2 separate regions of the Mus musculus genome follow, and region 1 is linked to region 2. A link is a loop called in an ENCODE intact Hi-C map of the cell type or tissue named here. Cell type or tissue: left cerebral cortex. All regions are shown on one strand. Each heading gives the region's core, and the rest is flanking DNA. Links, peaks and the distances in the headings are about the cores only.

Region 1 (15,690 bases), core at 3,557-11,556, 1.4 Mb after region 2:
GGAGCCAAAGACCTGAAGGCTTTTGCAGCTCTGTAGGAGGAATATGAACTAGCCAGTACCCCCAGAGCTCCCAGGGACTAAACCACCAACAAAAGAGCACACATGGCAGCATTCATGGCTCCAGCTGCATATGCAGCAGAGGATGGCCTAGTTGGACATCAATGAAAGGAGAAGCCCTTTGTCCTATAAAGGGTCTATGCCCCATTGTGGAAGAATGCCAGGGCCAGGAAGTGGGAGCAGGTGGGCTGGTGAGCAGGTGGAGGGGTGAGTGGGTAGGGGGAGGGGATTTCTCAGAGAGAAAACTAGAAAAGGGGATAACATTTGAAATGTAAATAAAGAAAATATCCAATAAAAAAGGGAGTTAAAGTTGTCAAAATGTAAAAAAAAAAAAAAAAGAAAAAAGAAAAAAAAACAACAAAAACAAAAACAAAAAAAAAATACAACCAACCAAACAAACAAACAAAAAAAACCTAGAAGTTGTCAAACAGCCCCTTTTATAGTGATTCAGGCATACCTGGTTGTTGCCAGGTAACTGTGGGGCAGAGCATATAAAGAAAGATAACAATCATAGACTGGTTTTTTTTTTTGTTTGGTTTCTTGTTTATTTTCAGTGTGGTTCTTTAAACGGTATATATTTCCACAGTTGACACACTGCACCTTGTGATCTCGAAAGCCACATACATTACTGCTGTCATCAATTCTCTCAGATGCGTCTTTAAGCACTTGAAAGTTGGCAGAAGTGTTTTGAGCTTCAAAGTTCTGATTAAAAGTTGTTTTGTCACTGTTTTTTGTTTTCTTGTTTTTTTTTTGTTTGTTTTTTCTGAAAAGATGGTATAGTAAGTAGTCACTGTAAATAGACACAGTTTTACTTTGGAAAAATAATGTTCCTTTTTAAAAGCAAATATTGTCACTTATAATTAAGGCAATTTTTGTCAAAATAGCCATTTTACTTCAGAACGTGTCAATATTATGTCCATTTCCCATCAAGTCACAAAGAATATTAAATTTATATGTCATCAAGGTTTTCAACTTAGCTACATTACTGAGTTTTGCACATTTATCCAGGACACTTATGATTTTGCCCTACCACGGTTTCTCTTCTCGCCTCTATTTCTTTCCACTGTGAAGAAAACAATGACTTCCTGTGCAGTTTATCAAAACTGGCATGATTATATATAAAAAAAAAATAGCAGATTTATTTTTACCTAAAACTGCTTTTGTTGTATTCTTATAGATGTCAATGTGAAAGAAAAGTCAAATTAAGATGAAAACACTTCTAACATTTTTGAACGTTTAAAGGTTTGCAGGGGTCCGTCCTCTAGGTACCCAAGCTGAATACATGTAGCCAATATACAGTACAGTGACATCTAAAACACTCTAATCACATAGGAAAACCATGCAATGACTGCATAGACTTTAGATCCCTACCTGACCCAGAGAGCAAGTCCACTCTCTGCAAGATAACACTAATGAGAAAAGAGGACATATATCCAGGAAAATATTCAAAGACTGTCACAGCATCCTATGGTGTATAATAGCAAAAACGGGGGTGAGGTGGGGTGAGGAGAACTAAATATGCTAAAGTAAACAATAGCATTAAAATGAGTGTAAATCTGCTCATAAGACAATGCTCTTGAAAGTTAATTGGAGAAATGTGGATATATCCAACAACACAGAAATCTTAAAAACCATATTTTGAATGAAATAGCTGTTACATACAGATTTGATATGGTGACATTTAGATGAAAGATGACTAGGAAGGATAGGACAATTTTTTTTACAGTACTTCATTTAAAATGCCCTTTATATAAAAACAAACAAACAAAACAACAACAGAAACACATTGCAGTGGCCTCAGTGGATAAGGGAGCTTGCCATGTAAGACCTGAGTCTGATTCCCTAGAACTTGTGTGAATGTGGGAAGTGAGAAGCAATTCCACAAACTCCTCATATGTGTACTGCACCACACAAGACTCCCATGCAAACATATACACGCACAATACTGAAATATCTGAAAAACATCTTATGATCACTAATGTTCTTTTGTGAACAAACTACATTTTATTACCAAAGTTGTGTTTCCTTTTGGCTAACTACTACACACTTTATACATACATGTATGCTACTAGAATGACAGTAAAGATTATCCTCATTAAACTATAGCTGAATTGAATGTGCATTTATGATCTGTTGAGTAAGTGACATGCTCTGGTACTATGAGATACATTGCAGAGTGTAATAGTTCCTAAGAACTTAATATTTTATCTATGTTTATTAGCAATATTTAATATCTTAGAAGGCACATTGGAGGAGGAAATGTTTCATGTTACTTTCAGAATCCTATTTTCCCTTGGTGCCTGGTCTCTAATTTCTATAACTTAGGTTTTTAAAATGTTTACTAAAAATTATGTCTCTTTATAGTGTATATATGTGTATATATATATGTATATATATATATACTAAATATATTTGATATAAATAACTATAAATAGAACATAAATAACTATAATTATTTTATTTATAATTATAATAATGGCATATATGCACTAAGTATATATATACTATATACATAAATAAAATTATATATAATAATGTCAAAATGAGGATAGCCAGTTTTATTTCCCAGTTATTACTTTGTGGTAAAAATCTAAAATTCTTTCTTGCTTTGTGAAACATACAGCATATTATTATACTTTAGTTATCTTTCATCAGCAGCATAGAACAGATTTTAATATGTACATATAGTTCAGTGCTTATGGGACAACCTTACTCTATCCCTTTCTCCCCTCATATCCCCTTCCCTAAAGCTTCTAGTAGCAAACATACTACTTCTAGCATCTTTAAGATCAAGGATTTTAGATTCCACATATGAAAGATGTCCTGGAATACTTCTTCTTTGCCTGGTTTATTTCACTTAGCATAGCTGCTTCCAGTTTCATCCCTCCTGTCACAGATCTTAGGATTGTATCCTTATAAATTATTGCTGATCATTGAATAGTTGTATCATATTTCTCTGTTCTCAGCCTTCACGAAATATCTGTTATGCATTCAACTCACCAAACTGTGTGTATTAAGTATGATGTAGCCAGGAGAAATGGCTGTGTCTAAGAGTAATCATATATTTAATCACAACTAACTGTAACTCCAGTTCCAAGGACACTATTACCTCTTCTGTCCTCCCTGTGCACTGTAGACATGTGGTATACAGACATACATGCAGCTCACATACATACACATAAAATAAAAATAAGTAAATCATTTCAATGAGAATGATTTGCTCTAAGTCAAATGTCAGTGCATTTAATTTAAAAATATTTCTAGAAATAGTATAAAATGTATATACACATATAAATACTATAAATATATATTTTATTTATAAATGAACTTCATACTCTTAATGAGACACATAGAAAAAAACAAATGTCCTAGATTGCCTAACAATAAAACAAAACAAAACAAAACATGAGAGGATGACTTAAAACATGTTCAATATAAAAATACTGGAGAAATTTCAAAAATATCCTAGCAAATTTCAAGATGCAATTTAATATAGAGAAGGGAGTTAAAAAAAAAAATAAGCTTGTAACAAATAGAAACCTATGGATGATGCATTATAGCTTGGTAATCCAATTTCTAAATATGAAAATTAAAATTATGTGTATTCTTAACTAAAAAAACATAGACATATAAAGTTTAACATAACCTCTTACCCTTGAAAGTAAAGTAAAATATAAAATTTACACATGCGCATTATATAATTTATTTACCTGTGTGCTGGAAACATAAACCCTCAGGTATGAAACAAGCATGGTGGTAAATCTTTAACCTAGATTTTCAATATTTAACATGCAAAAAGAAATACAAACAGAGCTAGTCAGCAACCCAAATTTAATTGGAAAACTTTAACAATGTTCTGACAGAGTAAGTAAACAAAAATGGGTCTGGGTAATATATTAATAGGGCTTATTTTATGTGTGATTATATTTCAAATCCTAAATCCTATGTAAGCACTGCTTCTTCTTTTCAAGAGCCAATGGAACATTTACAGTGATTGCTCATATATCAAGCTATAACGAAAACACCAATAAATCCCCAAAAGGAGAAATAAATCCAGCCACATTCCCGGCAGTTTATTACTGTACAGCTAAAAACTAATAACAAAAGTTATATCTTAACTTGATTTATTTTAAGATATGTACCTTTGTAGCAATTTTCAGAATATAGAACATGCTCTTGGTTCTGCAGATTAGAGTTACTGCTCAGATCAAAATATGAATTTTGAAAAAAAATACCAAAGAAACAAAAGGTCGCAAACCAGGAGGGGAAAATAGCCATTAATCACTTGCATTGATAATTAGACATCTTTCTTTTCCCAGTTGGACTGTTGCTTTGCCTAAAAGCTGCTTCTACTCTTAATGCAAACTTCTTTTGTAATCTAAATGATGAAGAAATCTAAGTTATATGATCAGAGTAACCAATAATTATGGATCTTCTAATAAATCAATGAATTCAAATAAACAGCATATTCCAGCATTTAGTAACTCAGCTGTGGAAAGAGAGGTACTTTTCAAGGATAGTTTGAATTCCAACGAAGTGGGATCTTGCACCCACACTGAAAGGAATTGGGGAAGAGAAAGGAAAACCTCAGCATTAGAGGTGCTAGATCCAGATTATGAGAAGCCTTGGACTAAAGTACTTGGCTGATTTTCTTGCCCTTACTTTTATTTGTGTGTGATCTAGCAGTTACAATCAAAGTATAACATACGTCTATGAAAACGGAAAATCAAAATATTGCATTATGTAAAGCAAAACCAAAAATAGTCTGAATTTCAAGAAAATGAAACCTCCTGCTAATGAGTGGAACAAAGGAACAAGAGCTGTAGCTAAAACTATTTCTTTGGATTTCAGGTAAGGTCTCTTTAGCTAGGCCATAGGACCAGTGTGGTAGATTGGATTGCCTCCCACAGATTCTTATCCTCAAATCTATGATCCTCAATTGAAAGAATGATAAAGGAAAAATTAGGAAGGGTGCCCTTGTTTGGGCAGGTATATCACTTGAGGTCAAGATTAACATTTCAAAAAAACATTCCTAGTGTTTTCATTTGCCTCATGATTGTGCATAAAGATGATAGCTCTCTGCTGTTTCTTCACTCACATAGACTCTAATACTTTAAAACTGTAAAGCCAGATTAAACACTTTCTTTTATAAGTGGCCTTGGCCACGGCTTCTTCAGTGTTCCTTAATTTGAGTTAGACTGGTAGGTTCGTCATGATCCAAGTCAAATTTGACAGTTTCAATGAAGCAATCAGTAAAGGATGCCTGTTAGTGCAGGGTATCTCTCTCTGTTTCCCCATCACCAGTAACCTTTAAGTCTTGTCTTGCTTAAAATGAAGTAAAGCTCCCCAGACTTCTCATCTTTTGTTCTTAATTTCTCTTTGTGAAGTTTTTGCATCTTCTGTGCCATGATATTGAAAATATCCTCTCCTTAAGAAAATTAGTTTCCATGGTTTGAGCATCCACTGATAAACCTTTCTCATGATAACTATTACTATGGTAGCTCCCCAAAAGGAACCTGAATTATATCAGGTCTCCTATTGCCACATCCACTCCAGTAAAAACTATGTACAGGCCCAAATGCTTGGCCTCAGTCCTGAGGCAAAAATTTCATGGAAACTGGTCTACTGGAGCCTTGATATCTCGTAGTACAGATGTAGTCCAGATTTGTCCTTGTGATAATCGGTGTTATATTATAAGTAATGCTACTCATTCCGACATAATGCCTCCAGTGTTGATAGTGAAAGAAATCAGACATTGCAGTTTACTGTGTAAGAGCTGTATCTCAGGACAAGTTTTACAAAGTAAACTTAAAATTACCGCCGAGTCTCTCCCATATGCAGGAATTTACAATGGCCTAGGAAGAAGGGGGGTTGTGGTTGAAGGAGGAACTACAGTATTGCATCATTCATGAAAATACTAGAGATCAGAACCCCCTGGTGCAAGCTTTCACAAAGCTCAGAGGAATGGCATAAATTGTGACTAGGGTGTGAAATCCTCATGTGGCTCCTATAATGGCTGACTTTAGAAAGGGCTCCCTTTGATCTTAATTGTAACCACTGCCTAGTTCCTGCCAATCTTTATGTACGCATTTCTCTGTTTTGTGTCAGATACCTTCAATGTACCTCAGCTGATGTGTCCCCTATCTTCTATTTTTTCTTCTGTATATAAGTCTGATGCCCATTTTGAGAAATTACTTTCAGATACAGCAGTCTCTCTGTATCAGTGTCTGTCACTTTTCACTGACTTCTTGTCCAGCTGAGTACCAAAATCCTGGATCCCTGTGGGTTGAGAGACCGACTGAATCCAGTCCCCAGCATCCTATCATTGTTTGCTGTCACTGCAAAGGATTTGTTTCCCCCACTACTGGTTCTTTCCCTGTGTTATTTGTCTCCTCAATCAGCTGTAAATAAGGTAAATAGACATCGTAAAAATACTTTTATTCTAATTATTATTCTCCTATGTTTCTTAGTATCCTTATAACATCTATACTCCTTTCAGTAGATCCTAACTTATGTACTTGCAACTCTTAGTACCCTTGCTCCCCCTAGCTGACATATCAAGCCATTTCCTTTCCCTTTGCTGAATTACTCACAGTGTATTCTTCCTATTCATAGTTCAGTGGTCATTACAAACATAACAAGGGTTGATCCAGATTTGGGAACTCCTCCTTTTTTTTCAACCCCAACACCAGGACTGCCTTTTTGATATTAAATAAAAGTGATTTCTCAAAGTTTTAGCCATCGCTTACCCTCACCAGAAAAAAAATATTTGCTTTCCTGTAGAAAATGAACTATCATCATGATACTGACCACGGCCTACTCTCAAGCTAAAAGGTATACATTCAAACCCTTACACTAAGCCCTTTATTTCTAATGGTCAATCCCCTGTAGAAGCTAACTGTATTTTCTCAGTCTCTGAAGTCTTCAATCATTTATATTGTTATCATTATAGCACTATAATATAAGCAATATATCATTAATTGTTTATAGTTATAATTAATATATAATACAATTAATATAACATGATGATAATCATAATAATATAGTACAATAAAAACAATTATCATTAATTGTTTATAGTTTATGGTTAGCAAGAGAATTTGCTATAACCCAGAACACTTGAATAATAATCCTCTAAACAAACAATAGAAAGAAGTAATGGGCTGTCCAATCTGGCATGAAAGCAAAGTTGATGTCCTTAGACTTTTCATATTAAGCAAATGCCAGAAAGGAATAGAGTTTTCTCCAGCATTTCTAAAGCATAATAATAAACTTAAAACTATACAACCATCTATGATGATTTTCTTGGACAGCAATGACAACAAATGATACTTGGGCATATATGAATATTATAATATACCTTCTTTGTTAAATATCAGTGTCCTCAAAGACCTACTCTAAAAATATGGCTCTGTGTAGCTCTTATTCCCTTTTAAAGATACTTCCATTTGCAGAAGATGGAAGCTACTACAGAAATCCACAACTGCTCAAAAGGCAGAGAATAAGAGACTCTGGGATGCCAAGTCTCAGATGCAATATCACCAACATGGTCCCTACCCCTAACGTGCAGAGGACATCATAGAAGAGGGGCAAGAAAGACTAAGTATGGATGAAGAAAATAGCACAAGACTCTATCTATAGATGAAGTGGCTACTGAAAGATGGAGAATGAGCCTCCTGAGCCTTCAATAGGTTATCTAATTACAAATAGCCCTAAGAAAATGTACATATGAGCAATATTAAGTTGGCTCAGTAGTATGTGTGTGTGTATGGGTGTGTGTATGTGTATGCACATGCATACACACACACATACACTCATGTGCATATGCATATGTGCAAACACATGTAGTGAGTTAAACAATAATTATAGAGGAGCTCATAACTTAGAAGGGAATGGACAGCATGATGGAGAGAGTTTGAATGGGTTGGGTGAAGGGTGGAATGGTATAAATACAGCAACATTTTATATATATATATATATATGTATATATATACGTATATATATGTATATATATGTATATATATATATGTATATATATGTGTATATGTATATGTATATGTATGTATATGTGTATATATATATATATATATATATATATATATATATATATATATAGTGTACATATATATATTCTTTCTTTGACGACATGGATAACTTTGTGAGAGTTTCAGATCCCCTAGAGCTGGAGTTACAGACAGTTTTGAGCTGCCATGTGTGTGTGTGGGAATTCAACCCAGGTCCTCTGGAAGAACTTCAAGTGCTCTTAACAGTTAGCTGTCTCTCACCCCACACAGACAGTTTTTAAAACATCATTAATGTTTCTCTTTCAAAGTGTGAGACAGGAGTATCTTCATCGACAACCTTTAAATAATGTTAGAATGAAGAATTCAAAGGTCCACCCAGACTCAGTGAGTCAGAATTTTAATTTTACTAGTATGTCCCAATATCCCATCTGCCATTTAACTTACGAGTCCACATAAGATTTAACACTCTAAAATGTAAATGTTATTTCTGGCATTCTATCATTTATTTCCCTAGTTTAGATGTCACAACAACACAGTAGCTAGGAAAAATGATGTGCAAATAAAGCCCTTGATGAAATATGTATGATAAAGACTTGGAACAGTGAAAACAGCACTGGATGAGATGATTTTCAGTTACTGTGGTTTCATCTATACAGATTTTTATGGGCTGAAAAATATTTGCTATGTCATACTGAACAGCAAAAGAAGAAACAGAAGACTGCATGCCGTGCATCTGAATGCCAGAAACAATAATCATAAATAATTACCAGATGAAATATGATATGATGCTGGGGAACAATTTTTTGGTTGGTTCTTACAGATTTGCACTCTCCCAATAATCATGCATTTTCAAATGAGAAAATGTATTTAGAATAATATATGAATTTGTTTTCAATGTGGAAAACTGCAGAGGGAGATATTGTGGACATGTCATATGTCCTTCAAACAGATTATAACATCTTACACAGGATGTCATTTTCTTCCATTCTGTCTTCACCAGCTTAATACACAAATGCCTCTGTTACACCAAGTAATCAGGGAGATGTAGTGTTACAGTGAGATGTAGTGTTACAGTGAGATGTAGTGTTACAGTGAGATGTAGTGTTACAGTGAGATGTAGTGACCTTACTGTTCGAGGCCTTGCTTGCTTTGTTGCTACCCCTTCTCTGTGTGGTCTTCCTCATGTTTGGATAATAAGTTTTACATGTAAAACATGGTCATGATATAGAAATTAATGAGCCCAGGACCCATGAAACCATTTGAGCTTGAGAAAAGGATCTGTGTAAATAACGAAAAGCAAATTCAGCTATGGCCTACATCCTGAGATTATTGAAATAAATTGTTACTAAAAAGTTCCAGATGCCAGGTACCCAAGAGGTTCCCAACAGGGAGGACATTAGTTGAAATACCCAACAAAGGGGAGATAGAAGCCATAAAGACTATTTCCAATGGATAGACACGGCTCCCAGTTGAGGGATGGGCCACTCACCCAACTCAAAAATATTAATCCAGAATTTCTCCTGTCAAAAGGAAATGCAGGAACAAGAGTGGAGCAGAGACTGAAGGAAAGGACATTCAGAGTCTGCCTCACCTAGGGATCCATCCCATCTGCAGACACCAAGCCAAGACATTATTGCTGATGCCAAGAAGCGATTTCTGAGAGGAGCCTGGTATAGCTCTCCTCTGAGAGGCTTTTCCAAAAGAGCCTGACCAATACATATGCAGATGTACACAACCAAACATTGGACTGAGCACCGGGACCCCAATGGAGACATTAGGCCAAGGATTGTAGGGGCTGAAGGGGTTTGCAACCCCATAGGAAGAACAACAATATCAACCAACCAGAACCCTCACCCCCAAAGCTCCCAGGAATAAACCACCAACGAAAGAATACACATGGGAGAGCTGGGTGGTGGTAGCGCACACCTTTAATCCCAGCACTTGGGAGGCAGAGGCAGGCAGATTTCTGAGTAAGAGGCCAGCCTGGTCTACAGAGTGAGTTCCAGGACAGTCAGGGCTACACAGAGAAACCCTGTCTCAAAAAACCAAAACAAAAACAAAAACAAACAAACAAAAAAATACACATGGGAGGACCCATGGCTCCACCTGGATATGTAGCAGAGGATTGCCTTTTTCGGCATCACTGGGAGGAGAGTCCCTTGGTCCTGTGGAGGCTATATGTCTCAGGGTAGGGTGATGAAGCAGGAATGGGTAGGCAGGTGGGGGAGCACCCTAAAAGAGGCAAAGGGAAGAGGAGGGAATAGGGGGTTGGGGAAGGGGAAAATGGGAAGAGGTATAATATTTGAAATGTAAATAAATAAAATAAACAATAAAAATGAAAAAAATTAAACCTCTGAGTTGAGGATTTGTTTGTGCTATCCACAGAAAGTGTTCAGATTCACGTATCTTATACTTGGGAGATTATACTTGGGGGTCTTGTTGGTTGATATTGTTCTTCCCATGGGGTTGCACATATAAAGTTTGTTAGTACTCTGTTTTGTAATCCTATTTCTGTGTTTATATCATACTATTTAAATCTACCCCTATAAGTGTGGTCCCTTCCTCTATTCTTCAATTTCTCCTGCATCACCGACACCAACTCCATAAATTCCTACTGCCCGTTATAATTATTGTTTGTTGATATTCGAGCACAAATTATATATCTGTCATCAACTCTCAGTGCTAACCACCTGCCCATTAGCTTATGTTACAGTACTTAGTCACAATGGCAGCTCAGAAGCTTGGGGAGGCTGGTGAAGGCAGGGGATTAAGGATTTTCATGTTATATATACACACAATGATGATTCACTGGTCCTTACTCATATTGCTATGAATCCATTTGATTAGTTCGTATGACCCTGACATTCCTAGTCTTTTAGTAATTACTTGCATGCCATTGAATGTTTCCATAGTACAAGCAAACCAGGTCCATCCCCTGAGAAGGTTCACAGTCTCCCCCACATTACTAATAGTAAACATCAACAGGAGACAATATTGTTTCTTATTTAACAGAACTAGCTGTGGAATCAGGCAAACCCGTTTTATGTTTCCATACGTTTGCTCAGTATCTGTGTGACCCATGAGCAAATCATCTCCTAATATCTCAGTCTCTCCGTCCCATTTATTCATCTTGCTCTTCTCTCTAGAACTATATTCATGCGACTATTCAAATGACAACCCAATGTCCCCTCTTGTATCTAAATTAGGAACTTCCTAAACCAGCTTCCTTATCATCCCACAACACCCTGGCCCTGATATGTTTAAGTCTTATTTTAGTCAATATTTTCTAGAGAAAAAGAGCTAAATAAGATGTGTGTTGTTGTGTAAGACTGCCTGTTGCTTTCCCTATGCAAATGTCCATTTGCTCCACATAGGGAACCAAGAACAGAACAAATAATGATTTCATCAATGTCCAACTTTGCAAACTAATGAATTCATTGAGGTTACCTATAGGAACTTCGTAGGGAGTGGTTCCAATACTGTCCTGTTCCTCAATTGGTTCTTATCTGTCAGTAAAGAAAGCTATGGGCCAACTGCTGAGTGGAAGGGACTTCCAGGTCCCTGGAGGAAAAAGGCAGATGCAAGAAAGAAGAGAAGAAGGTTTGTTTTTTTTTGTTTTTTTTTTTTTTTTGGGTTTTTATTTTTTTTTCTTTGCCATGCTTTGGAGGAAGAAAAAGCTAGCAGCCATGTGAGGTCTTGAGAGGAACTTGGGCCTTGGCCACTACTGCAGGCAGGTAGATGGTCAGGGATGTTTGGCAGGGGCCAGATGAGATTAATCATGGAAGCTTTAGGGCTGGTGGGAGAGATGGAGATAAGAAATTGGTAAAGGCATGCTTTTCCAGGCAGAAGATAGCAATGCTCAGCAACTGTGTTAAGAGAAGTTGAAAAGGAACAAAATATCCAAAATATGCTACTAACCATTACAGCTGGGTGTGGGTCTTAACATATTTCAGCCACACCTTTTATTAAAAATAAATTATTTTATCATACAATAGAATCTGAAAACTTTTCTCCTCCCCTTACTCCTCCCCATTCTGGCTCCCTCCAGATTCACTTCCATTGTAGCTCTCGTTAGAATAGAACAGGTTTCTAAGAAATAATAGCCAACCATAACAAACTAAAATATAATAGGATAAAGCAAAAAGCACCACACCAAGACTGCATCAGGCAAGCCAATAGAAGGCAAAGAGCCTAATAGCAGGCACAAGAATCAGAGACCCACTTATTTACATGCTAAGAGTCCCATAAAAGTACTAAGCTGAAAGCTATAGTATATATACAGAGGACCTGGTGCAGACCTGGGTAGGCCCTGTGCTTGCTGCTTCACTCTCTGTGAGTTCATATGAGCCTTGCTCAGTTGATTCAGAGGAACTTGTTCTCCTGCTGTCCTCAATCCCTTTCACTTTTACTTCATCTTCTTCTTCCACATCGTTCCCTGAGTTCTGACGGGAGGAAGACGTTTAATGGAGACATCCCATTTAGGGCTGTCTGTTCAAAGGACATCCTTTCTTTACAATGTCTGACTATGAGTCTTTGCATCTTTTGCCATCTGCTGCTGGAGAAAGCAGTAAAGCATCTTCCTAAACTCACTTACCCAAACTATTTTTTTATGAGGAATGCAGGTGTAGAACTAGAAAGAATATACTCTCTGCCTTAGAATATTAGAATATCTCTTACTTCCAGGATAAGAAAGTTGGAGACATAGTTTGGCTTTTTCAGGAGTGACCAGGCAGTTACCTGTGTCTGCTGTGTATGCTTACTTCATTTCAAAGGAGACTTAGATCACTGGCATTTTATGTGGAAGACTGAAATAACCTTATGTGGACCAATATGAAATGAGCCATTATAACATGAAATTGACATTTCATGTCTGTTTCAGATACAGCTGAATGATACAGAAGGAGGATGCTGGCTCAGAAAGGCACTGAACTATGAAAATAACAGAATGTCACTAGGCTTTATTTCATTGTTACTTTTTTTTTCTTTAAAGGGCACTAGTATTTGATTTAACCTCTGTCTCTGGGCTATCTAGTCTCTGGTTCTTGGTCACCTAAGCAGTATGAGGTGTAGAATAGACCTTGAAACAAATAAAACATTGGTTGGTTACACCGATGAGATGTGTACCAGCATTTCACTAGCATGCATTGTATGCAGGATAGAGTGAAGATCACCCATTTTGTAGGTGGGTTGGTGTTAGGACCGGCCTGCAGCTCTCATGTCTGGGTTCGAACCTGGAAGGCATCTTGGAACTGGAAGAGAAGAGGGAATCTAGACAGGTTGAGAAATAATGGAACCAAGACAACTAGTCTGCTCAAGGTTCAAATTTTTAATGGTGGACAGGCTTTATAAAGGAGAGGGGAAAGCCCATTTCCACCAAATCATCCTTGGAGCTCACCTGCAGGTGAGCACGTGTAGGATTGGATGTAGACTCTGGAATAGCTAGGCAGACTCCCAGCCCAGCAGGTAGCAGCAGCGGCAGTGGCAGAACAATAGAGTGATCCAGGGAGGCAGGCTCCACCCTAAGTAATCTCCTCAGTGGCAAGCATGGTCAAGATCTGGCTCAGCCTGCTTCAGGCTTGTGGGAGACTACAGGTTAGTGTTTCCATTTCTCTTTTAGTAGCCCATGGAATAACTTCCCATACCAAAGACACTAGAATGTAGTTGGGGGAAGGTATCAGGTAGGGACCAGTTCATCCTCCATGTTCAATGAGTTGTGCAGGTGTTGTCTTCAGCAATGGAGCCTTGCTGTCACTTTGTGGAGAACAATCTGTTGTCTTGGCAACAGCATGGGTTATTTTCATGGGGCCTATTTGGCCAACAATTCAACTAGTTGAAACCCAGTCTTGTTACTAAAGTCTTATTGACAGGGATGGCTAGTTGGGGTTCTGTCTCCCCTATTATTTAGACACTTAGTTAGAATTGTGCTTATATTTTAGAAAGTTTCACTGCATTAGGTGTCCATATCACTGTCTAATGCCTCTCAATTCTAGCTGACTCCTCAAACCCACCCCCAGCATCATCTTTTCCCTTCCCCACCTGATCTTCCTTTCCCATTTTCTCATTGCCCACAGCCCACCCATAAAACCTATCCAGTTTCCATCATACAGGGAGGTCTGTGTGCCTTTCTCAGCCCCTTCCAGTATAAGTAAGTAAGTTATCTGGATCTATGGGTTTTAGCCTGATTATCATTTAAGGGCTAATATCGACACTTAAGCAAATACATACCATATTCTCTTTCTGGGTCTGGGTTACTTCACCCAGAATGACTTTTTTATCAGTTCCATCCATTTGCCTGCCAATTTCGTGATTTCATTTTTTTAACAGATGAGTAATACTCCATTATGGAAGTGTACCACATAATTTTTAATACGTCTTCTGTTGAGAGGAATCTTCTGATTCCTATTTCTGACTATTATGAGAAGGCCAGCGAAGAACATGGTTGAGCAAGTGTTGTCTTGCTAGACTCCTTTGGTCCTATGCCCAAGAATGGTAAAGCTGGATCTAAGGTAAACATTCTGAACATTCAGAAGAAATGCTGTTTTGATGTTCAGAGTGGCTGGACAAGTTTGCTTCCCCACCAGCGATGGAGGAGGGCTCCTCTTGCTCCACATCCTCCCTAGCATGAGCTGTCACTAAGTTATTGATCTTAGCCATTCTCACCGCTATCGTCAGTATATAGTTAGTATAATAAAAAAAATTAAAACAAGCTGCATTCTCTTTTGTTCATCTCTCATTAAGATTACATCTTGTCTTTAATCATAAGCAAACATCTTAAATTTAGCTTACTTTTTCGTCCATATGCTCATGTTTTTTAAACAAATATGCATTATTTTATTTTGTTTATTTAATTTTACTTATTCACTTTACATCTCACTCCCTGTCCCCCTCCCAGTCACCACTCTGAGTATACCCTCGCCCCCCCCCCCCCCGCACATCAAGTCTCTGAGGGACTATGTATATCCTCTCTCACTGAGGTCAGACAGGCAGCCCAGCTAGAGGAACATATCTCATGTATAGACAACAGCTTTTGGGATGCCACTCTCCAGTTCTTTGGAATCACAAGTGCTCATTTGCTACATACGTGTGGCGATGCCTAGGTTGGTGATTAAGGCACGGAGAGCTCCAAGGGTTCAGGTTAGTTGACTCTCTTGGGCTTCCTATCCCCTTTGGAGCCTACAATCCTTCCTACTCTTTTTCCTTAAGAGTCTCCAAGCTCTATCCACTGTTTGGCTATGTGCTTCTGTCAGATGTAATGATTGTAAAAATTTTTCGTTTCTACAGGCTGGTACTTTGTCCAAATGATGGAGTGCTTTCAGTTTCATGAGGTTGAATTTATTAATATTTGATCCTATTGGCTGCACTATCAGTGTTCTGTTCAGAAAGTACTCTCTTGTGCCAATAAATTCAAAACTTTTCCCCAAATTTCTCTTCTAGCAGGTTCAGTGCATATAATTTTATATTGCAGTTGGAGTTGAGTTTTGTACAGGGTGATAAGTGTGGTTCTCTTTATACTCCTGTACATATAGACATCCAATTTGGACAATACCATTTGTTGAAAATCCCATCTTTTCCCAGTATGTATTTATGGCTTCTTTATTAAAAATCAGAT
Region 2 (15,690 bases), core at 2,990-10,989:
AAATCAAATAAGTTATAAAATAGTCACTATAACCAAGACTTCCTGCTTAGAGATATTATATATAATAAGATTTAAAAAGTAATGTTATTGCAATTTTAGGGGGTACACACACACACACACACACACACACACACACAGATACACACAGTCTGTATCATGTATTCTCTCATCACTATAAAATTACATAAAAGAAGTTTCTCCTCAAGTCCCTATGTGGCTGCTTCCCTCCTATCCTACATTATTTGAAAAGTAATAAGTGCCATTTCTTGCCTAGCCATATCTTATCCCAACCACCAGCACGAGCTCCATTGAGTTGTACATCAACTTTAATTCCTCAGATCAAAACAGTTTTTTTTTTTTTTTCACTTCTAAGCTCTTGTGCCTGCTTTCTGGAAAGCTTTCAATGTTTGGAAGAATGTTTTTCTCCATTTCCCTCCTCTGATGTCTGTGACATCAGAGCTTCTTTAACCACCTTACGCTATACGGTTATTGCCCTGAATGTGCCTTTGAATGTTTTAGTTCAGTTCTTTATCTGCTTAACATATTCTTTGGTTTCAGAGTTTTCAGCCACGACCAGCTCGTCCATAGGACCATGTGGAGGTATGCTTCATTGTCAGAGCAGGGCATTTTTTTTTTAATCATCACTAAATTACAGATTCAATGAAAAACACAGAACCTACCAAACCCTCATGGGAGGAATTGTTTATTTCCTCTCATGGTTTCAGAAGTTTTGGTCTGTGTCCCAGTCAGTGTTCTACTGTCCTAGTCAGTGTTCTATTGTTGTGAAAAGTCACCATGACCATGAAAAGCTCTTGTGAAAGGAAACTTTCACTTACAGTTTACAGTGCACAGACTTCTGAGTAGGGAACATGGGAGCATAGCAGCACACAGGCAGATACTGTGCTGCAGAAGAAGCTGAGAGCTACATCCTGCTCTGAAGGCCCAAGGAAGAAAGAGCTACTGGGCTCGGCTTAGGTTTATAAAAGCTAAAAGCCTACCCCATGTGACACATTTCCACCAACAAAACCATTACCCCTCAAAAGTTCACCTCTGCTAATCCTTCTCAAGTGGTGCCCCTGCCTGATCGCTAGACATTCCAATACATGAGCATCTGGAGGCCATTCTGATTCAAACCACCACAATCTGTAATGCTTGGGTTCACTGTTTCTGGGCCTTTAGTGAGACAGATGCTTGTTACCTCATGGTGGTAGCAAGAAGGGAGAGAGAAAGAGGTGGAGGAGAGGGAGACATTTGAGAACAAGATACAAACCTCAAAGACTCCTTTAGTGACTGTACTGTCATGAGCGCCCACATCTTCCAGTTTCTAGGCTCTCATATGGTAGCACCATGCATTTTCCGAGCCTTTACTTCTGACCCTGTGAAATTTGTGTTTAGAACACAGCAGCATCTTGCAGACATGTAGTATGCAGAAACTGTGAAGGCCATGGGGCAACATCCCATGGAGCAACCAGCTAGAATGTCAGTGGTACCCAAATTGAGTAATGTTCTTATAATGCATAGCATACTTTCCATTAATTCCAGTGACCACTCACGGGCTTAGTTGATGCCATGCTTGTTTTTAGGGCTGACTTATTCCTTTTTTAACCCCTTCAGTAATATTGTACTTTTGGAATATTATTATATTTTAATGGTGCTACTTTTTATGGATATAGCTATGATCATTACTATACAGGCCTACATAACATTTGGTTGCTCTTTTGGGCAAGGGTGAAGTCTTGTCTTTGTGGGACAGAGGACACTTGCATATACACCACTGAAATACAGGAATGAACATTGGGGAAAACAGTGTCTTCACCATCTCTTTTATGTTTGATAATTACGTATGCCATGACTTCCAGTAATCAAACTATAAATTTTGTACATACAAAGACTTTGAAAACTTTATTAGTGAGGCTAAGGCCACCATTCATCTCTGTTTTGGACTTTGTGCATGTGGAGTGTCTCAATCGTTTAGTCAGAATTTCCTCAGTGTGACAAACAGATGAGCGACAGTGTTAAAAGCAAAACAACTTCTTTTGGCTCAGAGGTTCAGGTTGTCAGCAGAGAATTGTGAGGCAGAACAATGCCATTCAGTTTCTGACTTCAGGGAGAAGAATGAGAGATAGCATGAACATATATACTAGTGCAAGCCTCTTAGTTGCCTTCTGTTCCTTGGGAGGGGGGGCCCTAGTTTTTGGATAGTGCCATTTTCATATTTGGTGGGCCCACACCCTAAAATAGCTGTTCTTCATTTCAGTGGCCTCTGAGAATTCTTTCAGGAACACACTCAGCAGGTTTCCTAATGTCCTAGTGGAATACTAGAGTACAACAAGTTGACTTAATTAACAGCAATAGTGTAGTTCAAATTTATAAAGTTGGTGTTAATTTCGTGAGTTTCAAAATTCACAGTGCCCAGCTACTTCTATTTTCTGCATTTCTTTTCTTGTCATTGTTTATATTAATTCTCTCTTTTCACTTATAGAAACAGACAATTAGACAGATAAATGGATACACATAACATGTATATGTATGTTCACGGATATACATTTATGTGTATGTAAAGATCTCTCTACATGTGTGATTGAAACCAACTCCTTTCTGTTATTTCTGAAATTGGCTATCAAATACATTACAAATAAACACCTCTCAGATCGGGAAAAAAAAAACAAAAAACAAAAAGAATCCTTAGCTCTCCAGTACAGAGGCTTACTTTTGGTACCAGTAGAATACACATTTGCACATTAGCTTTAATACTACCACCTACTGATGCCAACTCTACTATGCCGATGGAAGAATTTGGGCCCCTTAATGAATGCCAAAATAGGGGCCAATATAAGTAGATTGACATGCACAATGTCTATGGATTTCAGTTTTTAGCACATACACCATAAGCCAGGTGTGGAGCGAGGTGCATGCATGTAATCTCATGGTAAAGACATGAAGAAGGGAAGTTAGCTAGCTCAAGGTCATCCTGAGCCCAGTTTGAGCTCCATGTCTAAAAAAGCGATAACCAGTTTATAGCCTCTTTGCTGATGGGCTTGCTCCCTGGTAAGGAAGAGGTTATTAAAATGTGTTTTCATGAAATCACCTTCCAACTTCTGTTTCTGCAGGCTTTTTGGACGTCACACAGACTCAGATATTCTACCTGCTTGTCATAGAGTGGATGCTTTTTGCTATCACAGTTTCAGCCATCATCTCAAAGAGAAGGTAAGAGCCTGCTATATACAGGGGCATTGTGTTAGTTTGGTTTCCATTACAGTAGCACAGTCTCTGAAATTACCCACTTAAAAAAATGAGAAAAATCTATTTTCAGTTACAATTTTGACCATTTAAGTTCATGCTCAGCTAGGCCTGCTTGTTTGTACCTATGACAGGACAGTCTATCACAGCAGGAATATCTGAGGACAAAAGCTACTCACTTTATGGATACTGAAAACAGATAGAGAAAGACAATTCAGGCAGGGTCTTGATATACCTTCAAGTGCCTACCTATAGTGACCTAACTTGTCCTTCCTATCAGGCCCTGGCATAGCACATTAAGATCCCACCACCAACTGCCAATATCACCATACACAGGAGCCCACACCTTTATACTAAAGTTTGTGTTATTCTGAAACCACAGCACACACTTCTTAATTTGTTCAGTCCATTACACCCTAAAGGATATGCTAAATACATTGCTTTCTTTCCTACTGGACACAGGTCTCTGTTGGATTTTTTTTCTAATAGATGTATTTCGCTAAAATTGAATGCCTTATTTCATTTCCCGTGCTTCTGGAATCAGGTAAATAGTGTTGCAGCTGTGCACTGGGTGACGTGGTAGCTACCCAAGGTTGTGAGGCTAACTCTTACTCAGTTCACCTCTGCTTCTGACTCCAAGTAGCTATCCTGAGTTCATATCTATGTTTCATCCTCCTTTGGTACTGTGAAACTCAATCTGCCTAGAATGTATAATCCTCCTGCCCCAGCTTCCTACGTACTGCAGATACAGTCCTATGAAACAATACCTCGACTGTCTATTTAATTATTATTATTATTAATAAGTCGAGTTTTCTCGAAAACACAAAGTTATGGGCATTTTAAATTGTGTTTGGAAGTTCCATTGACTCTTGGGGAAGGATGAAAGCTTCGGCCATAGGCAGAGGACACAGCATTGTGTCCGTGAACTCTTCACTATATGATCTGACACTCAGAAATGAATAAGCCTTTCTGTTTGATAGAAACTGTACACTCCTGTACAAATCTGTGGATTACGGTGCTATTACATATGGATAAAATATGAAGACCAAGGATTCTCATGGGTGTCAATCCAATCCCATTCTACACTTGTATCCTGGTCCTCAGGACCAATAGTGGCAAGCAAACAGTTCTTACTTAGGAGAAGAATGTTAAGAAACAGTGAATTAGTTGCTCAAAATAATTTATTATGATTTTTTAAGACATTGATTAAATCCATATCAATCTGATTCAAAGACTAGACATTATCTATAAATTTGTTAAGCTTGTGAATATAAATAATTTAACTGAGAACTTAGAGTTATAAAAGACAATGTGATTATAATAGCAAGGGTAAAAAGATAAGATACATAGATAAAACTAAGTCACAGAAGAGTACCAGAATGGAAACTTGGCATTTTTCGTAATAATATATGCATGCATCCACATAGAGCCACATTCTTTTAAGAAAAATTGCCTTAGGAGCTAGGAGAGATGTCTCAGCACTTAAAAGCACTTGTTGCTTTCACAGATAATGCATGTTTCAGTCCCCAAAGGACAGCCGGCAACCATTTATAACTTCAGGTTCTGAGTATCCAATGTTCTTCATTATTGTCATACCATAATGGCCTGTTCAGGCCCTATAAGCATGTATTCATAGGCAAAAACATCTAAATACATAAAATAAAAATAAATATTTTTTAAAGTTGCTTTTAGGACTTTTGGGCAAGGCCAATTCCACGCGCGCGCGTGTGTGTGCGTGTGTGTGTCCTTATGAGAAACAGAAAGTTTTAATAAGAAAAGGAAAAAATTGGTTTGATCCTTCATTTGTTAGTATGCTTAATTAAATAGCCCATAGCTTACTCATCATGACACTTCCTTCTTTGTAAAGAATTATATAATGCATTTGATCATAGTCACTGTCATTTTTGTGCATTGGAGGCCTCTGGATCCCTTTCTCTTGCCAAGTGGTCTTTGTATGTTCATGTTCTTTCATTCTCTTATTAAATTTAGATTCCACATATGAGAGAAAAATATGATATCTGAGTAAGACTGACTTGGATTGCTTACCAAATGAACTATAGTTCCATCCTTCTCCCTGAAAGCAATGTACTTTGTTCTTACTTATGGATGAATAGTAAGCCAGTATGGAAATATGCCTTCTTTATTCATTTGTTGATAGGAAGCCAGGATAATTCCATTACTAGGCTAATGTGAATAACATTGTAATAAATATGGGCACTCGTGTGTTAATTGTGTGATGATTTTAGGTGTCAACCCACGAGTGCTACAGCTGAAAATCAACTACCAATAATATCCGGATATCTAGTTTTCTGCTAAAATACTTAATTTTATTTTGAAAATATTTGAAATAAATTCCAGGAAGCATATTTCTATATACGTACATACATGTTTATATGTGTCTATGCTTATCCATATATCAGACATTTTTTATGGGATTGTGACACATTTAGATGTGTGTTCCTTAAAAATTGTCCTGCCACATCATGTAAAAGACTTGAGAGAAATAATGATTTGGAACTTAGAAACCTGGAAACTTCTTAAGAAATGGTTAGAATAACCAAGACAGGAAATATTGAGACTCTATACCATGGTAGTGATTTAGGGTTCTCGAGAAGAACCGGATGAAAGCAGTTATGGGCCATAATGGTAGTTCACATAATCAGCTCCTTGGGCGGTCTCCAAATCAGCCTTATCTTAGTGAAACTGTAGAATACTGTTCTTAAGCACCCCTACACGTTCGGAGAATAAGAACAAACCAGGCTATTTTGTGGGTGTTGTGGTAAATTAGTGACAATCAACCCACTTCTCCAAACTTAAAAGTTAAGAAAGTAGCTTAATTGAGCCATAAGAGAGCTATCTTTGAAATATGACTCTTTGAAGAACGATATTCTATTTCTACTAATTGACTGCACTACCATCATTGCTGTATATGGTCTGTTTCACTACAAGCTGCAAACATAACCATGGTGTTCAAGGAACCAAATTTGCCCTCTGCTCAGTGAAACCTCCAGCCAAATAGTAGCTGGATTATTACTGATCACTGGATAGATATTTTCACTGTGACACAGTTAATTGGCAGGACTCATAAAAGATCTATACTGCATGCATACCCTGAATGCTAGGAGTAAAAGAAAAGTAGCCTTGTCAGACATGTTCTGAAGCCCTGCTGTGCTTTGGGCTTAGGGCAGATGCTGTTGGAAGGGAAAATTCAGAGTTTGGCAGAAAAAGAATATTGGAGTTAAAGTAAAAAAAATTATTTAAATTTTAATGAACAGTGGGTAAGTGTTTGAGATGATATGAACATTCAATTTATAAGTTAATTTTGGATTGCCTAGCTCAGAAATCCCACAATCTGAAATCCTTCTAATAAGAGTTTGGCTGTGAGTCAATTCACAGTGAAACGAGGGATGTTATTCTAAATTTAGTTTCAATTTGGATCATGAAAATTTGTATATTGGGTCATATGCACTATAGTGCCCAAAAGTACTTAATTAACTTAATGGTCCAAGACTTCATTTTGAACGAGCCTTGTGGGATTTGGGATATCATTGGTGCGTGTTTGAAGCAAAAGCCCAGGACTTACCACCAGGTGGCGCTTCAGGACTTCCTTTCTTCTACGTCACTCAGCCAACTCGGGATTTATTGATGTGTGAAAGAAGTAACACGTTAAGGTATTCATCTCCAGATGATGGCGTTGAACTTCTTAGCAACAATATACTCATACTAATTTGGTGAATGCAATGCACCAGATTTCTCAAACACTCAAACTAAGATTCTTACTATACAATAGTAATGATAATGTCAGGGTCTTGAATACTTACACAGTGTATTCACTGAGCTCAGTAACTCCCAATCCCAGGAATCACACCTTGCTTTTTGTACTCATTAACTCAGCCTCCCAATGGTCCTATCGAATAGGTATAATTATTATTTGCATAATTTCTTTCCAAAAAAAAAAGAGGATATAAATAAGAACCCAGAGAGATTATAGACTCATTTATTTACAAGGCTGTCACTGAAACTCAAAAGCTTTCTGCTCTGGATGGTCAAATCTTGCCCAGCATCCATCTAGCTATGAGGTCAATGCCAAGGCTGGCATCCAGAGAACTGTTCCAGTCCCAACAAGTGTTTGGGACTGAGGGGGAAATTCTAAAATTTCATCTGACATCAAATTTCCTGAAATTGTTTTCTTATTAAGAAAGACAAAAAAGGTAGGGAACAACTCCATTCATTAGCAGACACATAAAGACTGTCACCGTGAGGAAAATACACTGGGGTTGCCTTTGTGAATGATTTCAAATCGTCCCTCGCTTAATTGCTTAATATGAACATCCCCATAGAAGAAGCCTGCGTTTCCCTTCCTTGTTAATAGGATTGTCATTTTGTTTTCTCTTTCTAACTCTGAACAGCAGATAACATTCTGTAACAGCTGTCCCCAAAGAGGCTTCAACTCAGCAGAGAGCAGACGAATATACATGTCTGATCACAGGCTTGTTTTCTGGGGGAAAAAAAAAAAACCTGTTGGGAAAAAGCTTAATCGCAAACAGAGATGTAACTCAGCATGGAGAGTAGTTCCTTCCCCATTTTGACAATAGCCTTAATCTTAATTACTGGATTCACTCCAAGGAAGAGTCAGATTAATATACCTGCTAGAACACCACCCAGGTCCTCTAATTAATGTAAAATGTTTCGGGAGGTGCTCCAAAGCAGGATTTGGCTTGTTCCTACCATTTTAAAATGTCCTAATTAGGATGTGTTCTTGAATAAAGGTTTTCTTATATGTGAACTCTTGGAAAACCAGAAAGCTTTACAAGAAGCAAACCACAATATCTAAAGCAATAGTTATGGTATAAATAGATTAAAGTATGAATCTAATATCTTCAATTCAGAGTGTAGGCTTAGATGGTGGTAGTGTCACTGGGATTCCGGCCCTTGCTCTCACATCAGGGCAACCCTCGCAGTTATCAGACTCTTGAGGATGTAGGCCAGTTAGGGTATCTGAAAATATTACAAAGAGCTCTTGATCATTAGGAAATAATGAGTTATATGTATTTATTTAATGGGCTAAAGATATGACTGAGATTATTTGTGCATGCTGTTCTGCAGCTGTCTCAACATTCACTCCCAGCTTTCAAGTCAGGAAACTTACAATTGCTTATAACTCAAGCTTCAGGAACTCGGTGTCTGCTTCTGGCCTCTGCTGGCATCTACATTCACATGCACATACCCATACCCAGACATAATATTCAAAAGAAAATGAATTGTTAAAAACAAAACAGAACAACAAACCTTGCAGTTTTTTTTTAAACAATATAAAATGGAATTTAGGGTTCGGGAACCGTCTCAGCCATTAAGAGCAAGTCTTGCTCTCACAGAGGAACTGAGTTCAGTTCCCAGCTGCCACATCAGGTGGCTCATAACTGTCTGTCACTCATCTGTATGAAATTCAACACCTTATTTTAGGCTCTTCGGGCACACGTAGCTATACATAACTAAAACAGAAGAAATATTTTTTTAAAAAACAGAAATTAAATAAACACTGCCACTCACCTGAGTTGATACTTAGGTATAGAAGGTAGTAGTCTTGATTTATTGTACATATTAGACACACGAGTTTTGTTAGTGTTAAGCATCACACTGGGTAAGATACCAAATATGGAATTTGCTATTGAAGAAGCAAATCTTTCCTATATATTTTACTCATTTACTTTCTTAATTAATAATATAGTTCATCATATGAATATATTTTTATTAAATTATTTATGTATAATATCTAGTAAATTAAATTTTTAAATGTATTTACATTTGTGTGTATGCAGTATATGTATTATGAATGCTGTATGCATACATGAGGGTGTCTGTATACAAGCCCTTGTGCATATTTGAAGACCAAGGGAGGAGGCCTGGAATCGTGTTCTATCAGTCTCTGCCTTATTACTCCCAAGTCAGAGTCTCACGGAGCTTGGAACTAGGCTGTCACTTCCCTCAATTGGGGATTACAAGTAAGTACCACTACTACTAAACACAGTGTTTTACATGGGTGCCACTCAAGTCTTTCTGTTTGCACTGTAAATAATATTATCACTACTCCATTGATCCAACCCTCTATTAAAATTTGAAACATGTCACAAGGAAGAAAGATCATCATATAAATAAGCCACAGGACTTTTGTAATCATTTTGTCTACAAAATAACAACAGAAAGTAGTCATGCTGGCAGAATTTTCTATACAATAGTCAACATTGATAATCCTGGGACCATACAAGAGCTCTTTACCCTGTTTATAGAGAGGAGAGTCTAGAAAGTTGAGTTTTAAGTCAGAGTAAGGAAGAAAAATGAAAGAGGTAGGGAGAGTTTGGTAAATGAGAGCATCACATATGCAGATTCTCAAAAATAACAAAGTAGAAACTTTACCCATGAATTAGGGATATTCTGTAGTGTTGGAGGTAAAACAATCACAGCTTACTGGTAAGAAACAGGGGTCTGGATCCTAGAGAGCTTCCTTTTGTTATAATGAGAGGAAGTTTCAACAGAGCAGTTAGGTTTTATCTTACCATCATTAACAAGATATGCAAGCTTTCAAACCAAATCCTTCTGTACTGTAGAAAGATGGCTCCAGATACTGTCTGAAGGAAGAATGGATAAGAAAAGAAGGGATCAAGGTGGCAGGTGGTACCTACAATTGATTGCTGAGAGAACAGTCTGCTGACTCGGGTTGCATTATTAGTGATTTTTCTGTTGCTGTGGTGACCCACCCTGACCGAGACAACCGATAAGAGAGAGAACTTGTTTGGAGCTACAGCTCCAGAGGGATAAGCATTTGTCATGGTTGGAAGGCATAGACACAATCAGTAGGCATGGTAGCTGCAACAGGAAGCTGCATGTTCACATCTTGAACCTCAAGCCCAGAGCAGAAAGAGTAGACTGGGTATAAGCTGTGAGTTATACTTCAAAGCCAGTCCCCAGTAACTCCCTCCAGCATGGACATACCTCTTACACATCCCCAGAGTATAACCAACTGGGGATCAAACGTTCAAGTGCTCAAGACCCTGGGAGACATTTATTATTCACATCGCCATGGTGGTAACCACACAGATGGGCAAAGCTGGGTAACATCACTCTCTACTAGAAAAATCACATTACCTGGATTACTGATAAAAACCTAGAGTAGTGAAGCAGAGAATAAGAATTTCTCTATTAAAACAAGGTGAGTGTAGCTCCTGATCCTGACCCTAACTTCTAATGCTGTAACTACAGGTATATGCCAACATACCTGGCTAGGAAAATACATTTGATTTTTAATATTTTATAATGAATAAGACAGAATGCAATGTTGGCAAGAACAACTTTGAAAAACACTTAACAGTGCTTCACAAAGCATCTGGTAGGAAAACTGAATTTTTAACAGTGCTGTGTGTCCCCGATATTGGACTGACATATTGCTTTCACCTGAGGACCACTATTTTAGTAATTTCAAAAACTCAGAATGTAGGATTGGCAAGATGGATCAGTAGGTAAAGGCGTTTGCTGCCGTGCCTGAATATTTGAGTTCAATCCCTATGACACCCAGTCTAGAAGAGATAATATGTTCATGAAATATGAATGTGCACACCCACACACATAAGTGCACATACATGAATCACATACACACATATAAATGCACTAAAAAGAACTTCTTAAAATATGTGAATATAAATTGTTCACTGATAAGCATTTTTACTAGCCAGATGAAATTTCTTTGGGGACAGTTTTATATTCACTTTCTAAATTCTTAGTCATAATCATAGCGTTTATTATTGTATTGATTTTCTAGATCCAAAAAAACCCAGAAGTAGCCAAAGGAAGACAGTAGGGGGCTTACTAGCAGGTGTAAGAACAAATGATGGGTAAAGTTTATTCTTTTGGGAAGTTTTTGTCCTACTGTTTCTAAGTGCCTGATGCCAAGAACAGACTATTTGTAGAAAGTGTTTGGGAACTAGAAAGAAGTTCTTAAGAGAACCAACATCACAAAGTAAATAATTAGTTCCCCTTAGACAGTTTTAGAAGCAAAATAATACTGGAACTGAAAGACCCACAACGTGAGGCCTCCCCCATGTTCTGACTCAGGAGGGGTGACACCCCAAAATCACCCACGAGAAACGGTCTTGCTGCAAATTGCAAGAGGATTTTTATTCAAGAGCGCTCTCGGGCCCACGGTTATACACCATGCAGGGGTAGAGGACTGTGGCGCCCCAAGTAGCTGAGTAAGGGGGTATTTAAAGGAAAAAAAAAAAAAAAACACAACTCAAGGAGGTGGGAAGGGCGTTGTTGGAAAATACCAAAAATACCAGATAAGAGTCACAAGGAAGTACAAAGTCACGGGTGTCACAAGGAATACCTGGTAATTGTTAACTCTCAAGACAGTTTCTAAGAGCCCCTAACAATAGCACATTTGCATTGCAGCTTCCGGTTATGGTCAGGGTGACTTTCTTTGAATGAATACTCCTTGAACTCAGGAAGTGGGTGGGTGGAGGAATGTCACTATCTGTTTTATGATTAGCATACCTTGGAGCACTGAGTTTACTACTCTTTCAGAACAAAATTTTTTTTTCTACAATCCCAAATTTAAATCCAACTTCTCTATGCTAATGTAGTTGTATTAATGTGATTATGCAGTAAAAATGTCCAACACTAAGTTTAATATATTTTCTGTTTTCTTGTTCATTATCTTGTTACTAGGCCTGGCATTTCTCAAACTGACTGAGCTCTGGGTCTTAATACTCAGAACATTAAAGTCTTAAAATCCTGAGAAGTTGAACCTTGGGAAAAGTCGACACAATGATTCATTTTGTTAATTATAATGTGACAAAGTTAAAGACATGTAGCAGTAGGTATGATATGGAAGCTAATGGATATGGACAGGAATTGGCTATAAACAGGACGACTTTCCTGGTAAGATCTGATGAATCTCAGTTTGCTGTGGACTAATTATACCCTGCCTCATGCATATCTCACAGCTCTTTAAAATCTTCACTGTGACTGAAGATTGAAATTTTATATGTGAATCAAGTTCATTAATGTTACCCTGATATATTGTGGCTTGTAGCATTATAAGAACAGGACAATAGCCAACCACTACTATACACATGTATCCTCAGGGAAGAAAACATGTGCAATGAGACAGTCCAGAAGTCAGTGAGAACGTCCTCACAAAAGGTTGAATCCCATCAGACATTGATCTTTGGATTTCCTAGCTTTGGGCTCTGAAAAAACACATTTCATTTTTTTTCTTTTTATGTATACTCAGGATGTTTTATTTTGAAAGCTATTGTCCCTCAAGGTCCCACATATGAAAGACTTAATCCTTACTCTAACATCCTTTGGAGGCCAGACTCTTTAAAAGATAGGTTTGGACCTACTAGGATGTGTTCAGTTTATTGAGGAAATATCCTTAAATGAGCTTTTGAGAACCCCATCATATCCTCTGTCTCTCTTTTTCCCTCTTTATTTTTCTCCTTGTTTTCTCTTCCTGGCTATGAAATGAATATATTTATATCTCCACACTATTATGGCATGTTCTAATGCCTGGCTACAAAGCCCAAGCCAAACAAAGGCAGTCTACCACAGACTTTAGTGTCAAAGTTGAGAGCCAAGACAAAGATTTCCACTCTATAAGTCAGTCATCTTGCACATAAGAAAAGCTGGGTGATACATGGGATATAACATTTTATGATGAATACATTTTCTAATTTATATCCAAAAAAAGATTTTTATTGACAGCTAGATGCTCATGCCATAGACAGAGTGACACTAAGCTTATCTTAAGGGACACATAAGAAAAAATTGTGAATAGATTCTACGTATTTTGTATACTTATTTAAAGCTTTAAACTCCTTTGGCAGGAATTTAAATTCTTTTGGATGTTGCATACTAGCTCTCACAATGGGAATGAATTACTTTTTTTAGTATGCAGATCCTGGACAAACCTATGTGGTTAATTTTATTACATGAAGTGAAGCATACTTTTCTTCAGACATTTTCTATTTCAGGAAATGGTACAGCGCGTCAGGCACCACAGTATGGAGCTTAGAATAGGATAATACTGAAAAATGACACCAAAAGGTGATTGAAATGAAAAAATAAATCAGATTAAGCTACTATGAATGTGGTGCCTTTTAAACTAAGTAGGTTTATTTTATCTCTAGATGAAGAACTCTTTAGCAACTAGTACATTATTAGATAAAATAATCAATAGCATTCACTGTGTCTCTTGGGATAAATATAACATGGAGCCTGTTCCAAGTTTAGCAGAGAAGGGAATCCTTATTTAACATTTGTTGATAATTTTTTGTTGACTGAACACAAACTAGAGTCAGGTAGAATGACTCATGTAGTCGTGTAGAAATGGTCTCTATTAAACTGGTCTATTGGGAATTTTTTTGATTAGTGATTGGTGTGACTGATACTCATCCTGGAAAAGCGGCCCTTGGTTACATAAAAAAAGGTACATGAGCAATCAATGGGGAAGAAAGGCAGTAAAGAGCATTTCTTTATTGTTCCTGCTGCCATTCCTGCATTGAGTTCTTGATAAGATGCCCCTCAATGATGGGCTGTTTTTCTGAAAGCCAAATAAATTCATCTCCAGCTGATTTTAGTTAGTATTTGTTCACAGCAATCAAAAGCAAAGAAGTAAGACACATACTAAAAGCTAATGTTTCTACAAAACAAACAGCTTTCTCAGTAATGTGTTTTCTACATGAAGTGTCTCCCATGGATCATGTATTCGAATATTTCAAACTCTGTAAAAGATGTTTGTTTGGGAAGACTGTGGAACCCTTTGGAGGTGGAGTCTCATTAGACAATGATCACTGGGCTTGGGCCTTGCCAGTTTAAATTATGGCCCTGCTTCGTGTTCATTCTCTAATTTCTGACTTCAGATTCAATGTATGTTTCCTAATCCTGGAACTATGCCTTCCCTGTCATGATGAGTTGTAGAACCTCAAACTGTGAGTCAGATGAAGCCCATGAACCTTCCCTCCCTTAACGTGCTTGTCAGTTCTTTTGTGATAGTAATGAGAAAGGTAAATGATACTTTCTATAGTAATAATAATAAACACTTTAGCAAGAGGAATAGTGCTATATCAGTATCCCAGACCAGAGAAACCAAGAGATATTTTTATCACAAAGAAATTCAAAGCTTAAATTTAGGTGTTATCGAAAGGTTTTGAAAAGTTGGCAAAAATTAGAGGCTTGGGGATTATTGCTAACAGGTTTTTATATCATCTAAACCATAGTCATATGTTTGCACAGGTTCCAATACTTATAACACCAAAAAACAAACAAACAAACAAACAAAAAACCCAACCAATCAGCCAAAAGTACAAGAAATGGCAAGGTTACCCATGACTCTTGGTTTCCAAAGATAGGAACAGTCTTGGTGAGATATAACTTATACACACAACACAACTCCACACACACACACACAAACACACACACAGAGAGACACAAACACACACACATATACACATACAAACACACATAAACACGTAAACACATACACAGAGAAACACACACAAAACACTCATACATAAATACACACATATACATACATACAAACACATAAACACACAAATACACATATACACACACAGAAACAGAGACACATACATACAAGAATTACTCAAAATTTTAGAATCTGCTTGTTTTAGAAAATCAGATTTATTGTGTTGGAAAATGACAGGGGACACCAATTTTTAATTAAAAATTCCATAAAACACCTGAATTCTATTTTACCTTTTCATCATAAATCCTGGATGAGACACACAGAAATCTAGTTTAAGAAATATCCTTGCACATCTTAAAAATTCTGCCATCTTCCCATATATACAGGCCTGCAGCTCTCTTCTCCCTGGGGAAAAACAGAGGTACTATGTTTCTAAGTCCTAAAAATCAAAAGAAAATCAAGGACTATAGTTTAAAAGGTTGACTTTACTATAGGGAGTTTTGAGCTTCTGTGGAAGTTGCGAATCCTGTGGGCTGTCTTCAAAATGCAAGCATCCTGTTTAAATAGGAACTCTACTCTTAGGGCTCTTGCCTGCCTAAGAAGGCAGGCTGTGCTCTGGGGATGTGGTTTGCAAGAAGCAGGCATGTGGCAGGTGATGGGAGCTCCGATGATAAGGATGACTAGTTTAGAGCCAAGGGGCCTGTTCAATAATAAAACACAAAGGGATTAAAAGCAAAGAGGAAAGAGCAGTTGAGCAGTTCATCTTTGTGCTTGGAAGTCTTTTGTTTCCTTCTAATCTCCTTAAACGTGATTGCTGTGATGGTGAAGGCTCTTATATTTAATAGACTCTCAGGTTTCTTTGGAGATGAAACATATTTTACACTTACATGAAACACTTTATAGTGAACGCAGGTTCTACAATTGGTACTTTCGCCTTCCAAGAGAACATTTCAAAAAGACTCCCCAAA

The links. Peaks named below come from ENCODE experiments on the same cell type or tissue, not always from the same donor. Only the 100,000 strongest peaks of a DNase experiment are listed, where the experiment ranks them.
Region 1: a loop joins it to region 2, with 9 times the contacts of the local background. A loop is called at or near these places in 2 of 42 quality-filtered maps.

What each region holds. Positions count from the first base shown.
Region 1 is chr6:105,391,911-105,407,600 of GRCm38, forward strand. No RefSeq gene overlaps it. Among named protein-coding and RNA genes, the nearest start is that of Gm19757, 93 kb to the right of the region's middle. In left cerebral cortex, for the core only: a CTCF peak has its summit at 6,613; a DNase peak (open chromatin) is centred at 6,620.
Region 2 is chr6:104,021,828-104,037,517 of GRCm38, forward strand. No RefSeq gene overlaps it. Among named protein-coding and RNA genes, the nearest start is that of Gm52914, 280 kb to the left of the region's middle. In left cerebral cortex, for the core only: a CTCF peak has its summit at 6,825 (motif pointing right); a DNase peak (open chromatin) is centred at 6,835.